Linked DNA regions of Homo sapiens: region 2 is linked to region 1. Evidence: chromatin loops called from intact Hi-C (ENCODE). Cell type or tissue: Calu3. All regions are shown on one strand. Links, peaks and the distances in the headings refer to the core of each region. The heading gives the core; the rest is flanking DNA. Region 1 overlaps ZMAT3 (zinc finger matrin-type 3). Region 2 holds the start of ACTL6A (actin like 6A).

Region 1 (8,862 bases), core at 304-8,303:
CACAAAAACTAAAAAAAAAAAAAAAAAAAACTACAACCCAGGAAAATCTGCCAGATTGCCACTGCCTGTCTGTTTCAACTGAAGATGTTTCTAACCCAAATCTGGCCATCTTCTCAACTGACTGCCCTCCAGACTCTAAAGAAACTAATTTATAGGCTGTTCCAAATGTTAACGTTATTTTTCTCTGTTTTCATAGAAATGTCTCTTATCAAAGATGTTTGGCCTAACTTTGAGAGCCCATCTGCAATGCCACCTGTTGCAATGGGAAACAACAGTTTAACTGATGTAGTATCACAACTAAGAGACGGATTCAAGAAGATATGGCATGACATACTTATATTTGTTCTTTTCTGCTTATCCCAATTTGTTTTGCTCCCTCTTATCTCAAAACTTCTAACCCAAATCTCTCCATAGCTACCAATCCTACTTTAATAAGTGACACTTCTGTGTTTTTTTTTTTTTTTTGAGACAGGGTCTCTCTCTGTCACTCAGGATAGAGTGGCACAACCTCAGGTCACTGCAACCTCCCCCTCAAGGCTCAAGTGATCCTCCAACCTCCCCCTCAAGGCTCAAGTGATCCTCCCACCTCAGCCTCCTGAATAGCTGGGACTACAGGCACGTGCCACCATGGCTAGCTAATTATTTTTTTTTTTTCTGTAGAGATGGGCTTTTGCCATATTTCCCAGGCTGATCTCAAACTCCTGGGCTCAAGCGATCCACCCACCTCAGCCTCCTGAAGTGTTGAGATTACAGGCATGAGCCACTGCGCCCAAACATTAATAAGCGAAACGTTCTAAAGTTTCAAGTGGGGGACTAAAGGAAACTAAGAAATGTTTCACTCCAAAATATACTTCTTTGACATATTTTGAGATGACTATTCAGAGGGCCTGCAACACAAGAATCAGCCTGCAAAGCTGAGTCTTTTACGGGGATTTGCATCTCTAGAGGAAATAAAGTGAAGTAAACAACAGATGCAAACAGGCTTTTTCTGAAGCCCCACCTTGTCCAGAACAAGGCAAGATTAACTGAGAGCCTGACACCTTTAAAGGTTTTATAGAAACATCTACCACAGGCTCCCATCTCTTTTTTTTTTTTTTTTTTTTTTTTGAGATGGAGTCTTGCTCTGTCGCCCAGGCTAGAGTGCAGTGGTGTGCTCTCAGCTCACTGCAACCTCCGCCTCCCGGGTTCAAGCTATTCTCCTGCCTCAGCCTCCCAAGTAGCTGGGACTATAAGCACCCGCTACCACACCCAGCTAATTTTGTATTTTTAGTAGAGACGGGGTTTCACCATGTTGTCCAGGCTGGTCTCGAACTCCTGACCTCAGGTGATCCACTTGCCTTGGTCTCCCAAAGTGCTGGGATTACAGGCATGAGCCACCGTACCTGGCCTCCCATTTTTCCTTTCTGAGGGCTGCTACCTGTGAGATCATCTGCATAACAAGACCACCTTTGCAGCACACCTTGCCTCTTCTCTCCTTCCCATAACCTCTCATGCCACCATAACCTGTCTTGACAAGCTTCAAGCCCCTATTCTTTCTGTAACCTCAAGATAGTATTAAAGAGTTGTGAATGGAAAATAAAATTTTGGGACCCCCTATTCACCATACCTAAGGGAAAAAGTCAAGCTTGAGAACTGAGTCACACAAAACTGCCTCCCATTTTGTTCCTCAACAGCTACAAAGATGAAAGACTACCTACATACCTCCCTCGCAATTTGCTCACGAGCAAATTTTTTGTGGGCCCTCAAGATCCTTACCCTAAAACAGTTCTGTTGAATTTCACCCTGACAATAACAAACAATTTATCTTCAGAAGAACGGGACAAAGGATAGAACCAGAAGTCATACCTCTGCTCACCTGAGACAAATGCATATTTGACTGCTTCCTCTATTCTGTTTACTTATCTTATGTAAAAACGTAGATTCACTGAGCATGAGACAAATGCCTCTACCCTCTCCTTTCACATGTAAAATGTGGATCCACTGAACGCTGATGAAATCTTCAAAAGATTGCAACTTCTTGCCTCTTTCATCTACACTTCTTTTCTCTCCTGCCCATGTTTTCCCCTTTAAATATGGAAGCACTCAAAATCCTCTTTGGAAAAAAAGTGTGGGCCACAGATTCTATTGTGGCTAGTGGCTTTTTTTCCTGGGTGTATCATCAACCTTGGCAAAATAACTCTCAGTTGATTGAGATCTGTCTCAGATACTTTTTGGTTTACAGCATCAGCTGTCTGGACATTTGAGTTTTTCATATTTTGTATGACTCCCATGCCCATATGTACATTAATAAATCTGTATGCCTTTTTTCCTGTTAATCCATGGTCAGTTTGTTTTACAGACTCAAATTATCAAAGCTTCAGTGAAAAAAATTAAACTTTTATACACTTTGCATATATAAAATAATTTATAATTTTCCAAGTCTTCAGCTATGTACACCTATGGTCACAGTAGCATTATTCACAATAGCTAAAAGGTAGAAGCAACGTAAGTGTCCATCAGTGGATGAATAAACAAAATGTCATCGATACATGCAATGGGATATTATTCAGCCTTAAAAAGGAAGGAAAGTTGATAAATGCTTGAGGTGATAAGATACCCCAATTACCCTGATTTGATCATTACACATTGAATGTTTGTATCAAAATGACACATGTACCCCATAAATACGTACAATATTATATATCCCTAATTAAAAATAATTTTTAAAAATGAAGGAAATTCTGATACATACTACGACATGGATGAACCTTGAGGACATTATGCCAAGTGAAATACGCCAGACACAAAAGGACAATTGTCATATGATTCCACTTATATGAGGTACCTCAAGTAGTCAAAATCATAGAGACAGAAAGTAGAATGGTGGTTACCAGGGACTGGGGAAGAGAGAATGTGGAGTTATTGTTTAATGAGTAAAATTTCCGTTTGGGAAGATAAAAAATTTCTGGAGATGGAGAGTGATTATGATTGTAAACTAAATGGTTAAAATGGTAAATTTTATATGTTTTGCTATTTTTAAGGGTTTAATTTTTTTAAATTATTATTACATAAATGTCCATCAATAGAGGATCAATAACAGAAATTTTAGAAATCATACAAGGAAACACCACAGAATGAAAAACAATGAAATAGATCCACATGTGCTGGTATGGAATGCTTGCCAAGGTCACACACACACACACACACATACACACACACACACATACCCCAAGGTGATGAACAGAACAGTAGGGATGGAATGCCTCCATTCACGTTACATAGACTTTATCTGGAAAAGACTCAAGAAACTGCTAACCGCGATCAATTGCCGCTGGGCAGGGGGGACATGGCAGCATGGAGTTCAGGAGTGAGTTCAGGACTTATGTATTTCGAAAAAAAAAAACAATTCTTTTTGAAAACAGCAATCTTCTAAATTATCCATAGTACTGAAAGAGAGGAATAAAGAAGAAATAACTAGATCCACCCCTAATACCCCAGTTATGGGGATCTGAATTTCAAGAGGTCAAGTGACAAGCCAGGGAACACACTGGTGACAGAACTGAGACCAGTTACCCAGTATGTACTTTTTCTGAATGTTTGAAATATTTAATAAAACTACTTTTTTAAAAAAGTCTCTTTCTTCATTGCTAGCTTATTAAAGCAGAAAATATTGTTTTCCCCAAAAATAAACTATGTTTGGGAAAATTTTAATATTTTATAGTTTAATTTTTATGTCAGCAAGATTTCCATGTTTGGTAACATTTGCCCTTGTATATAATTGTGTTTTTAAATTTTCAAGTCTTCTTTGATGAAAGATTTTTCTAGTCCTTTACTTCCTGGTTGGGGCCTTCATTGACCATTATTTTAATTTCCATGTTTGTTGTTGTTCACATAACCGAATATGTAGAGAACAGATTTTTTTAAACAAAATAGACGTTTTTAAATAATCACAAAAAATGAGACATTCACACATGCCTGTGCATATATATCTATCCATACATATATATGGATCCTGATTTCCAATTCAACACTTTCCCACTCTGTCATCCTTTACAGACTTAAGCTGCAAAAACAGTCCTCAGTATCTCTTAAAGGCATGACTTGTTTTATTTACAGATAAAAACTCATATCCTCCACAAGGTGGTTTTCAACCAAACATCCTGCTTTAAAGTTAGTTCACCAACCACAAACTGCTAACTGTAAAATCTAGACAGTCCACAAGGTGGCACTAGATACCGTTGGTCAAAGTCCATAACCTAGTAAGGATTTCTAGAAAACAGGGTTAGAGAGGTGCCTCTGGCATCAGCAAAGATGAAAAATTGAAGCTAATATGAAAGGCATCTTGTTCCTGTCTAGAGGGACAACTTCCAGCCAAAACACATTTGAAGCTCTAATTACATACTTAAAGATTTATCCAAAATGCCAAGCATAAGTTATAGACTGCCTATGGTGGAGTGTATTTCTTCCAGTGGCAAATTTACATCTGTTCCTTTGGACACACTTCATTACTAGCATATGATCATCTTAAACATGTTTCCATAAACTCCCTCCTAGTATACATTCCCCCTAAATATATATACACACATACACACACAGACTTGAAGATTAAAAACCATGAAATGTATTTTTAGGGGATTTTTTTTGGTAAGAACTCATAATCAGATCCCTTTAAAATAATATTCACGTTACACAATAGTTAACTGTCTTCATCTTTTTGTAATTCTTAATTTTCAAGTTATGAAGATCCCACAACTAAGAATTGTTGTGGTTTAAGCCTCAACTCAGATGATAAAAATCTTAAAACTCACATAAAAAGATCTATTTCTGATCTTTATAATCTTATATCAATTTATCATACATTGGGAAACTTTATCACCAGCCCTTTAAGAAATTATAAAGGATAACACCCAGCATTTGATCTTGAATAGATTTTCAGCCAATGAATGAGCCTCAGAAATGCCTTTAAAAAGGCTGAAAATCTGAAATCATTTAAGACTTTTTTGGTGCATATTATCATGGCTTTTTTAAAGCTAAGAATCTCCTGGAGATGATTTAATAAAATGTGCTGATGCCTTGAGTACTTTACAACACACAAATTCAGTGTGATCTATTCACTTCATTCAGAAACATTTTTTGTGTGTGCAGACCGAAGAATTTTTCCCACAACAGTAAGGGTATGTGTCTTGCATCCTGATTAATTAAAGCATAACAGCATCTTACAGCCTATAATCTACTTTTTTAAGTGAGCATTTAAATTCAAAAGTACACTGTATACAGAAAACCAGGCTGTTTAAAGGACCACATCTCAATTATATTGCATATATAAATTGATTATATTTGTAAGAGTATTTTACATGTAAAACACCCCCAAAAGATTAATGGGTATATGCTTTTTAATAATGTGTTTATTTCCAGCAGTGTTTATGGTACTAAGGCCAACTTTCTTAAAATTTGAAGGGAAAATAAATATTAAAATCTACCAACAAAATTGAGAACTCACTCCAGTCCCAGGCTAACTCCAGTGATGGGGAGAACGGGCAGTGTGGGCAGCTAGGTTGATTCTACTGCCAACCTAAAAGCTTACAGTACTTGCATGATTTCCAGAAGACCATGGCAGACTGTGTGCAGACTGATGAATGGAGAACCCACAGTCATCGAGAATCGGCATCAAAATAACGTCTCAGTGATGACAATTTACCTTCTTCCCTTGATCTTCAACTCATAACCAAACAATTTTCAGACAAGACTCAGAAACCGTTTTATTAAACTGGAACACAAAATGCGTGTTATAATAATGTCAAGCCTTTATCAGAAATCAGTACATAAGTGAGGATACACAGCCAAAATGAGCCATCAACAAAAGCAGTATAAATTTTAAATAAGTTTCAGATTTCTATACTCAATATGCTAAAGAAAATAAAACCGAAAGAGTAGTTTCAATTTCACAATTCACAGTTGATTGGTTTTAATCCCATGACACGTTTGTCATTCTGCAGCCCCAGAACACAGACTTCCAAAGCAGTGACTGGCACTCCGACCCAACAGCATACACAGATCTTAAGCCTCTGTATGACATTTAGAGAAAATTTTAATAAACAACCCTAATTACACACAGTTTGGGCTGACATTTTTTAGCTATATCCTTTATCAAAGATAGTTCTAGTGAAATAGCAAAAGCAGTTTTAAAAGTTTGCCATGCCATTCAATAAAGGGTTCTAAAGCCTCCCTTGGTTTTACATTTTATTCTCTAATTTAAAACAATAACTGCATTAAAATGCAACCTTAATGGTGAAAGCAAAATCGGTTTTGCTTCTGAATCTAGAGCATATTTCCAAGGAGAAGCAACTTATTGTCCCAGCAGATATATGGAATGCTTTAAAGCAGGATCTGACATACTCCAGTAAGGCATTTCAAAGCAGACACATCATACCCAAACTAAATCATTATGGTCAGTCAAGGATACCACAGGTGAACACCAAGTAACGCAGAGTTAACGTGAAATTCTTACAAATGACACACGATTTACAAAACCCCAGAAAGGTACTCAGGTACCAAAAGAGGGCAGAACAATGACCAGCCACTCCAAAAGAGTTTTGTTCCTATACATGCCATATTTGCAGAGTAGAAACAAACTGCCCTATTTGCGCTTTGCCCTAGGATAATATCACTCATTCTGACATGTGGAGTTACTCTTCCTTAAAAAAATATATCATGTAGAGAATACACAAATAATAATAAATGATATAGAACATTTATTATTTTCACTAGTGAGGGGGTCACTTAAGCACTTACAAAGACTTATAAATGAATCATGAAGGTCATCAAAATGCAAAAACATCCAATAAATGTTGCATTATTAGTATTCAACAGTGCAGCAAGATTTTTAGCAACTGCGTCGGGCTTAATTTGGAACTATGGCCATGAGAATATGTTTAAGTTCAAAGAACTGCCAGATGTCTAAAAAAAAAAGTGTAATTAGTAAAAATATGGATTTTCCCTCCAAGGGCCCAAAGGAAGTGTTCAGTTACTTTGGAAGCCATGAATTTTATCAAACACACACAAGAATATGAATCTGGAACATTTCAATTCTGATTCAATTCTACCCATTGAATCTTCATGACCTGGAGAAAGTCACTTAAAATTCTTTAGATTTTATCTAAAGAATCTTATCCACAAAAAGTGGGCATAAAAATAAAGGCATATGTAAAAATAATTTTTTCTAAACATGACTACAATAAAGCTAAAGATGGTTACTAAGGCTTACAATTTCAACAACTCATTGTACAGTACAATCATTTTTAATTCTGCTAATTATAGCTGGAGGAAGTGTGGATAATTACAATTCTCAAGGAATTCAAATCAAATTCTTTAGAAAAATTAATAGTTTCAACTTACTAAGCTACTTAATCTGCTCTCCTAGAGTTGTTTAAAACAGCTAATTATATAGGGGTTTGACCCTTTACTCCCCTCTACCTTCTGGTAGAGCAGCTGAAAGTAGTGAAAGGAGAAGTGACAAGAGGGAGAAAAGCAGCAACAGATTGAAATGAGGTATTCGCTGATTTCATAAACCCCAATCAGTAATTTACAGTTTTTTGAAGAAGCTGCATAGTTTGGCAAAAATACATTATCAGAAGTGGGGAAAAGAAAAATTATATTGAAACTTTAAAATTTATGACAAGCACTTAAAAATGACCAATTCTAAAATAAACTTGTGTTTGAAAGGAATTGTCCTCCCTCACCCTAAGTACACACAAAAAGAGAAACTGGAAGACAAAAGTCCACAGGAGGAAAAAAAAAAAAGTATGTTAATTGGCTCAGATTATCAACTTCATACACCACTTTCAAAATAGATATTTAAACGAATACTAAACCTTAATTAATGACACCCATGCTAAGAATTTAGGGCAGTGTATTGCCTAAAATTTACTTTGGAATGTTCTTTAAAAAAAAAATCTGATGGATCGATGGATGAAAAGAGGGATAGAGAATATGAACAGATACATGGCAATACAAGTATAGTCAAATGTTGATGGCAGAATCTAGCAGTGGTTATACTGCAAAGTTTTTTCAACTTTGATATATGTCTGAAAATTTTCTTGAGAAAATGTTGAGGAACATGTTAACATTTCTATAATAAAATCAGTCTAGCAGGGCGTTTCTAAGATTCTAAGTAGTCAGGCAATTTAGAATTTTAAATTAATTAAACTAGGGAAAATTTTGCTTTTAATGGCTTCAAACCTGATTTGTGAAGATGCTTCATTTAATATAGAAATGAACTAACACAATTAATAATTATTGTGCCAGTCTCTTCGCTTTAGCTGCAAATACATAATTTTTCCCCTCTCTACAGAAGACAAGTTTGAAAATGACCACTAGAATAAAGAATTTTTCCAAACATCAGTGTCAAGCTCTTCCAATCAACCACACTGCCATTCACTAAGTACAAACGCAACACAGATCAAGGTGAAAAATGATCTCTGACTTCTGCCAGCTTGGGAAAACTGGATTCATTTTCAGAATGTATGGTTTCTGATCAATAATGACAATAGTTTTACTTGATATCAAATTGACATTTATTTAAAAAAGGGAAAAAAAAGACGTAGAACAGAATTCACACAGACCTTTGTTATTCCAAGCTCCTATTTATGAATGGTGATTAATAGCAATAATTCTGTCTCTCTTCTCTCTGTGAAATGCTAACACTTGCTAAAGGCACTCAGATTCTGGGCTTAACGGAGACAAGGTCACATGGGACCATAAGCCAGTACGTTTTTTGGTAGCTACCCAGAAAGGAAGTTTACAAATGTTCCTCCCATTCATAACGGGAAGAAAAAGTCAAACAGCTATCAGTAGAAGCGTTTTATGAGAAGCTATTTACACAGC
Region 2 (8,862 bases), core at 242-8,241, 540 kb after region 1:
GGCGCGATGGCTCATGCCTGTAATGCCAGCACTCTGGGAGGCTGAGGTGGGCGGATCACAAGTTCAGGAGATCGAGACCATCCTGGCTAACATGGTGAAACTTCGTCTCTACTAAAAATACAAAAAATTAGCCAGGCGTGGTGGCGGGCGCCTGTAGTCCCAGCTACTCGGGAGGCTGAGGCAGGAGAATGGTGTGAACCCGGGAGGCAGAGCTTGCAGTGAGCAGAGATCACGCCACTGCACTCCAGCCTGAGCGACAGAGCAAGACTCCGTCTCAAAAAAAAAAAAAACAAAAAACAAAAGAACAAAAGAAATGCCTTTTTCCTTCATTCCAACAAAACAAAACAAACTCTATAACCAATCCCTGGTTAGAAATGTAGCGCATACTACATGTTAGGTGTGGCAAATGACTTTTCTTTTGTTTACTATTGTTTTAATCATGTGTCAGGGTGGAGAGAAACAACTTTAAATGGAAGAAGGAATTGTGTAGTCACCACCCACATCTTCTCAAGCATTGGTGGAAGCCTCAGCCTAAGTGGATATTTGGGATCCATTCTTCAAGTAGCAACTGGAATGTGCTAGCAGCCACTTTCACATTAATGGGAGAACTGTTATAGCCCTTGAGTGAAAGCATGGCTTATTTCACCTAGTTTCCCTGGTGCCAGGCTTAGAGCAGAAGGTCAAAAAGTTAGCAGATCAGAAGTTTTGCTTGTAAATTATTCTGCTTCTTTTTTCATCCAGTCTTAGAGCCCCCCAAAATGCACTCTTGGATCTGGTGCACTGTTGTTGGTACGAACAGTAAATCACAGGCTCTACCTAAACAGCTAATGAATGAACAAAACATCTTATATAAAAGCTCCATCTTAACAGAAGTTTAAAAAAGTTCTGTGTTGGTGAGAGTTGGAGGAAAAAGTGTACTCCCAAACATATTATTGGGGAAATGTAAATTGTTTAAGTCCTGTGTAATTTGGCAATGACCATTACAATTAAAAATGTATATACCCTGTGACCCAGCAAAGTCTCTTCTGCTAATTCATCCTGCACAAAAACTCTCATATATGCGCAAAGAAAAGAATAGTCATTACAGCATTCTTTGTAATAGTAAAAGACTAGAAACAACTTAAATGTCTCTTCAATAGAGAACTGGTGAAATAAATCATGGCATATACAGGTAATAGAATTCTGTGCTGATGTTAAAAGGAATAAGAATTATACAGGTTGACATGGACTGACCTCCAAGATAATACTGTTAAGTAAACAAAGTCAAGTACAAAATCACTTGTTCAGTTATGTAAATAACAATAATGGGGGGAAGGAATATAAATATATGTTTCTATTTGAAAAGACTATCTCTGGAAGGTTACATAAGAAACTGGTAACAGTAGTTCAATTTGGGGAGAGGAACTGAGGAATTGGGAGGATTGAAAGAGGAGAAAGGGAGCTTTGTTTTTCACTGTTGTGTCATTTCAGTTTCTAGCCGTATGTATACCATTTAAAATTATTAAAATAAAAATGTCCAAAGTAAATATTTTAAAATTGATTTCCAAAAAGAATAATGCTTTTTTTTTTTTTTTTTGAGACAGCGTTTCTCTCTGTATCCTAGGCTGGAGTGCAGTGATGCGATCATGGCTCACTGCACCCTGGACCTCCCAGCTTCAAGTAATCCTCACACCTCAGCCTCTTAAATAGCTGGGACTACATGCATACACCACCAGCCTGGCTAATTTTTTTTATTACTTTTTGTAGAGACAGGGGTCTCACTGTGCTGCCCAGGCTGGCCTTGAACTCCTGGGCTCAAGCAGTTCTCCCACCAGGGCCTTCCAAAGTGCTGGGATTACAGGTGTGAGTCACTGTGCCCAGCCGAGAATGCTTTTTTTTTTTTTTTTTTGAGACGGAGTCTTGCTCTGTCGCCCAGGCTGGAGTGCAGTGGCGTGATCTTGGCTCAGTGCAAGCTCCGCCTCCCGGGTTCACGCCATTCTCCTGCCTCAGCCTCCCGCGTAGCTGGGACTACAGGCGCCCGCCACCACGCCCGGCTAATTTTTTATATTTTTAGTAGAGACGGGGTTTCACCGTGTTAGCCAGGATGGTCTCGATCTCCTGACCTCGTGATCCACCCGCCTCGGCCTCCCAAACTGCTGGGATTACAGGCGTGAGCCACCGCGCCCGGCCCGAGAATGCTTCTTAAAGATCCCTAGTGTATTGTGAGTTACATTTGGATCAGAAAAAATAGAGAAGGGGGAATATATCTACATAATCAGTTGTATAAGCATAGAACCACCCTGAAGAGGAGACGGCTAGGGATACAGGTAAAAGGGAAGACTTAGTTCTCTGTATCTTTTTATACCTTTAGATTTACATACATGTCTGTGTATATACATATATAATATATACAGATTATATTATTATATATTATATATAATTGAAATGATTGTTTTTCAAGTTTACTAGAAGCATGGAAGTGGAAAGAGAAAGCTATCTTGAAGTAGAAACAGCATACTCAGTAGGTTCAGACAACTCTAGTTTCAAATCCTGACTCTCAATAGCTTTGTGATGTTGGGCAAGCTGGTAAATCTCTGGGCCTCTTCTGCCAAAACCCTCAGAAGGATAAGTCGATTAATGGAAAATATTGTATATAAAGCGTCTTTCCTATGATAGCACATAAAGTTCAGTAATTTGTGGTCATTATTATCGTGTGGCCGATGAAATCCTTTCTATTCCAAAGCAGTTTCAAGTGTTCCAAAGAAGCCATCCTTAGCAAGAACCTTGGACTCAGGAGAGTATTGCTCCTCGAGCTGTGTAACAGCCTTACAACATGGTGTTGCTACTGACCTAGATCAATGAGAAGCCCTGATTTGCCCAAAAGTGGCCCCAAGTGACACAGTGTCACTTTACAGCACCAGTTGATTAAATGTTGGCATTGCTAACTCACATGGTGATTTTCCCCAAAAGCTATATTGAATGAACAAAGAAGAGGTTTTTTTTTTTTTTTAAAGATAATGAAATAACAATATAGACTCGTACAACTCACCGAGAATTTAGCATCTCATCTTTTTTTCTTTACTTTCTTGTCTGTTCAGGACCATTGTTAATACCATAGCAAACCTATTAGTGTGTTATAAAGTTACCAGCTGTGACCAAACATACTTTTATTTGCTTCTTTATAGATCTAGGTTACATTATTGAAATGGATAGATCTCTTACTATTCTGATGGCAAACATGTATGAATCTTACCAATCATATTTCTATTGTTGAAAAACCCTATATATGATACCAGGTATTTATCTTTTATCTCAGTAGTGCTTGGATGAGTGTTATACATTTGGAACTTCAGTACGCAAAGGATGGTGCTTACAATGACTCCTCATACACACAAAAATGTCTATTTTGAAAATTGCTTTTTACTACTGCCAACTTTATATATTTTGCAGCATGAAACAAAATAATTCTAAATGTACATAAATTTTTGTGTCATTTCTTCCTGACGGATGATAATTTTCTGAATTTGTTTCCTAGCTTGCATAAACAGCAGTTGCATTTTTTTTTCAATGCTGAACTTAATAAAAGCTGAGACAGAGGATAAGATATGTAACATTTTGTAATGACTGCTGAAATTCCATAACCTGAGTGCTGACAGGGCTGGTGAAGAAAGTAGAGAGGATCCAGCATCACAAGTCCTGGTGGATCATTACAAGAATGGACGACCAGCGACCCAATGTGGCAAAGCCAATTGTTGCACCTGGGGCCACAGAAGAAATTCTTGATGCTTGGATATTACAAATGATTTTTGAAAGCCTCTTTATTTTTGTAAACTGGATTCGGAATCAACCACTGAGCACCTACTCTGGGCTAGATAAATTTATATACCTGTTACTTCAACATCTTTTGTTTTTAGGTTGACATACCTGATATATTGGTTCAGGGGGAAAATTGCAAGCATTGATAGTTTTGATATGCTGTGCCTTTGAGAACTGAAATAACAGACAATAACCTTGAGTTGTTGCAGTTTAATCTGACTAGTTATTGACAACATTAATATAGGCTGAGCCAAGACTTTAGAGAAAACATGTTAGACAACAGGGGAGAAATATCACTACTCAAAAAACCCCAACCCTCATATATTTTATATTTCATAAAGCAGATTTTGCTGGGTTAGTACTTTTGTTTTAATGTACTTTCAACTAGTTTTCCTAAGAATTGAAGATTGGGAGGCCGAGGCAGGTGGATCTCTTGAGGCCAGGAGTTCAAGACCAGCCTGGCCAACATGGTGAAACTCCTTCTCTACTAAAAATACAAAAATTAGCTGGGCATGGTGGCACATGCCTGTAGTCCCAACTACTGGGGAGGCTGAGGCAGGAGAATCACTTCAACCTGGGAGATGGAGGTTGCAGTGAGCCAAGACCATGCCACTGCACTCCAGCCTGGGCTATAGAGCGAGACTCTGTTTTACAAAAAAAAAAAAAAAAAAAAAAAAAAAAAGAATAGAAAACAGCCATACTGTTAAGTCAAAGGAAATAACGTCATTAATATGGAGGATGCCCATCCACCGACATAGTTCTTTTAGAAGGCTGAATAGGTTTTCTTTCTGAACAATCTCATGCTCCAGCAATTCAATATTTCAGGGCCAATAGTCTTAGTGTCCTATTACATTTTTTATTGATTAAAATTTATCAAAGGATTCACAAGTGTGCACTTTTATCTGTGTCAACATGTGATTTGTCCTGAAACATCAGATGTAATGTGAAGTTTATTTCCTTTGAAATTCATTTCAATGGCTTATTATTAAATGAAGCCGTGGTTCCAATGGGACATCAAGAGATTCCAAGCCAACCTGATATTACAAATGAATGAACAAACAAATGATCTGTTTTCTAGTATTTTTCCAAATTATCAAATGGAGCAAAACCTGACTTTAAGCAAAATCATCTGAGTGTCACTTCCATCTTCTTTGTGCTGTCAGATTTACAATTCTCCTGCACAGTTTGGTTACTCTGCACACGGTGCAGGACAGTTTTAAATCTGGGGAGGAGACAGTCCCATCTCAGGCTTTCCAGAGGCTAGAGGGCGTGGTCCTCATCATCAACCCTCTTGAACTGTTTTGTTTTAAGATAAATGCTGAACAAGTGGAACAAATATTTTACTCTCTTTTAGACTAGATAGGTATTTTACTTCTAGGATATATTATCTTCAAACATGAGAGATGTTGGAGATAGTATTGAAGAGAGATATCAATGTTCAGCGATATCAAAATCTAGTTAATTTGCTGTATATAAATTATTTGGCATTTAAATGCTACATTGATTTAAATGGATAACTGTGTATTATAAACTCACAAATAGCATCTCTTCAATATTTAATTATTAGAAAACATCTCAATATTTTATACTCTTCAGCTACTAGTCAAAGACATCATAAAAACATAGATTGGAAGAAGAAATATTTTGGGGATTTGATATGCAGCTACAGTGACAGCTATAATAATGGGGACAACAGTTAACATAGGGTACTTATGCACGCTATGCTGGTTATATTACATGTGTTAGCTCAGGTCTGCAAACTCTTCTTGTAAAGGGTCCAGTAATAAATGTATTCTCCAGCTGAGTGGGACACATAGTCTCTGTCTCCCAACTACTCAACTCTACCCTTACAGAGCAAAATAGTCATAAATGAGTAAGTGTGGGCTGTGTCCTAATAAAACTTAGTTTAAGGTCACTGAAGTGTGAATTTCACATAGTTTTCACATCTCTCTCCTTCTTTCTTTTGTTTTCTTTTTTTCTTTTTTTTTTTTTTTTTCAGGGACTTGCTTTGTCACCCAGGCTGGAGTGCAGTGGGGAGATCACGACTCACTGAAGCTTTGAACTCCCAGGCTCAAGCAATCCTCTCACCCTAGCCTCCAGAGTAGCTAGGGGGCATGCACCACCATACCCAGATAATTTTAAAATTTTTTGTAGAGACGGGGGTCTCCCTGTGTTGCCCAGGCTGGTCTTGAACTCCTGGCCTCAAGCGATCCTCCTGCTTGGACCTCCCAAAGTGCTAGGATTACAGCTGTGAGCCACCATGCCCAACCTGTCACATATTATTCTTTAAAATATTTTAAATAATAATTTAAAAACAGAAATAATCATTCTTAGCTCAAGGCCAAAAAAAAAAAAAAAAAAAGGCAGTCTTCCCACCTGCTTCCCCTTTTCCCCACCTCCCCTCCCCACCCCACACACAAAAGACTGGATTTGGCCCTAGTGCCATAGTGTGCTGACACACATCTGCATTATCTCACTGGGTTAATAGGGCTTTTCTAAATGGTCAGATACACTGTGATTATATTGTCAAGTGAATGGGAAAGAGTTTTCCCGCTAGCCTTTTTTCCCACCCTACTGCCTCATCACTTTCTGCCACCCTCTGCCACTGAGACTGATGGGGTTTTAGTCAATCGTTTCTAAGGTTAAAAGTAGGCACTGCATGTCTAGACTCTAGACAAGGATCAATTACAAGGATAGGCAGCAATCTTAAGGGTTTGAGCGCTGGAGTGTCCTGATCGGGTTTGGGCGTTTTCACAGATGAAGCTCCCTTGATCAAGAGTGGCAAAGGGACACAGCAACAAGTTGTTGCAGTAATCTGGGGATAAAGGAAGGTGATCTGGACTAGGCTGGTAGAAATAGGGGACTAAGGCTGTTTTTGGGATGCCTATTTAGGATTGGGTGCTTGCTTGAATGAAGATTGATTAGCTGTTTTAAATACCTCTCACAGGATAAAAGAAATTGATTTTTTTTTTTTTTGAGACAGAGTCTTGCTCTGTCGCCCAGGCTGGAGTGCAGTGGCGCAATCTCGGCTCACTGCAACCTCTGCCTCCCGGGTTCAAGCGACTCTCCTGCCTCAGCCTCCTGCGTAGCTGGGACTACAGGCCCGGCTACTTTTCTCATTTTTAGTAGACACAGGGTTTCACTGTGTTGCCTAGGCTGGTCTCGAACTCCTGACCTTGTGATCTGCCCGCCTCGGCCTACCAAAGTGCTCGGATTACACGCATGAGCCACCACGCCCGGCCTGAAATTTTTTTTTTTTTTTAAAGAAATGAGTAAGTTTTTTAATAGTTTTTAAAGCGCTACCTAGGTTTAGCTGGGATACCGCATAATTTCATTCTTCTTTTACTTATTAATAACCATTTTAAAAACTGCAAGATCCTATCAATTTGTCTGATTTACTGATTCCCCTATCCCAAAGTGGAGCGCAAAATTTTTACTTTTTCAACATAAAAGTTAGTTTAAAATACTTTTTCTGAAGAAAAAAAGAAAGAAATCCGCATTCCCCACAGTCACTGGACAGGAATCTCGGCGTGGAGACACCCGTTCAATTTCCAGGGGTCTACCTTCCCCTACCCGGGTTCCCGCCGCTCCTCAGCGCCCAGACGCACCTCCTAGTCCCGCCCCCATGCTTCTTCCAGCCTTCCTCCTTCTTCTCCCACTGCCTCCGCCCATTCCCTCGCCCACCCGGGAAGCTCCGCCCCCTCCAGCTCCGCAACCCAACTCCTTCTGTCCTGCTGTCGCTTTCCTCTTTCCCGCCCCCATGGCTGCCTTCGATTGGCTAAACCTGCTGGGCCGCGGCGGGGATGCGGCGCAGCCGCATTCTGATTGGCTAGACTTAGGCCTGGACCCTAGTGATTGGCTGATAGGAGGAGCCAGCAAGTGTGGCTGAGCTCCGGGGTGTGTGGACGCCGCTTTGTTGCCTGAGGTGGGTGGCGGTGGAAGTTAAGGGAGTCAGGGGCTATCGCTCCTCGAGACTCGCAGTCGCGGCCACTGCAGTCACTTCGCCAGTTAGCCCTTAGGGTAGGAGTCGCGCCGGCAGCAGCCATGAGCGGCGGCGTGTACGGGGGAGGTGAGTGAGTGCGGCCGGACGAGAGAGCGCGCCTTTTCGGCGTGTGGGGTTTGTAACCGCCGCTCCCAGCCCTCCCCTCCCCGGCGTTCCCTTCCGGTCTCCCCCTCTCGGGACCCCGGCCTCCCCGCCCCGTCCCCGCCCCACGCTCTGCCCGCCCCCGGAGCCCACCCGGCTCGCCGTGCTCCTCGGGCTCCCTGAAGTGGCGGCTCTCTGTGGCCTCTTCCTGCCTCTGTCCCCGGAGGAGCAGGGTTTTGGGGTGCGCGCTCGGTTCTCTAGGGAGCCTCGGGGCTGGGCGGGAGGCTCAGTCTAGCCGGCCGCCGGGCCCCGGCTTGGGTGACCGCCCCAGGGTCGCATCTCCCCGAGTGCCTCCTGGACTCAGCTGTGTCGGGACGCGTGTGCGCCCGCCTAAACTTGGAAGGTCCCGGCGGTTTGCAAGCGTGGACGGAGGGTTCCCAGAGTGTCCCATAGGTGGCAAAGCGAGCCTCAAGCCGTAGAACTGACTAGGGAAGCGGCGGCCACTTAGGGTACTGCCTCCTCCCCGTCTGCGCCCCATGCGCGAGCTGCCTCACCTTTCAGTAACTCTTGCCTGTTTTTTGGCTGCGGAGTCTCCAGAGTGACTCGTGGGCGGGTCTGTTTGAGATCAATTCAGGAGCACGTGTAATTTAAGGATGCCCAGAAAGTTTGCTGGGGGTCCTAGGCGTGTTATTTTTTCACTTTCTTTGATTAGACTGTGGTGTGGTAGGAAGATTACCAGGTGCCGGGGGTTACAGACCTGGGTTGAAATATCCACCTCACTCTTTATTAAGCGCTTTGGTCTTGGGCAGTTTATGTAACTTTCCAACTTCAGGCCTCATTTATGGAATAATTCCTAGCCGATGGGGGTGGGCATGAAGGTTAAATGAAATAATGCTGCATTTGCCACTTAAAGTCTGGCCCATGGACCAGCAGTGTCAGCATCACCTGCAAGCCTGTTAGAAATGCAGGATCTCACGCGTCAT

The links. A loop is a pair of places that touch in the nucleus more often than their neighbours do. Peaks named below come from ENCODE experiments on the same cell type or tissue, not always from the same donor. Only the 100,000 strongest peaks of a DNase experiment are listed, where the experiment ranks them.
Region 2: it touches region 1 in a loop (8-fold over the local background); 34 of 110 quality-filtered maps call a loop at or near these places.

The regions. Positions count from the first base shown.
Region 1 is chr3:179,011,511-179,020,372 of GRCh38, forward strand. It overlaps ZMAT3 (zinc finger matrin-type 3), which reads right to left. Exons shown (of 6, transcript NM_022470.4): 6 at 5,713-8,862. Among named protein-coding and RNA genes, the nearest start is that of ZMAT3, 56 kb to the right of the region's middle. RefSeq lists an enhancer at 5,788-5,897. In Calu3, for the core only: a CTCF peak has its summit at 4,163 (motif pointing right); a DNase peak (open chromatin) is centred at 4,201.
Region 2 is chr3:179,555,254-179,564,115 of GRCh38, forward strand. ACTL6A (actin like 6A) reads left to right here and starts at 7,673. Exons shown (of 14, transcript NM_004301.5): 1 at 7,673-7,864. The coding sequence starts at 7,840. RefSeq lists silencers at 3,548-3,842, 7,535-7,764. In Calu3, for the core only: a CTCF peak has its summit at 3,706; DNase peaks (open chromatin) are centred at 3,698 and 7,528.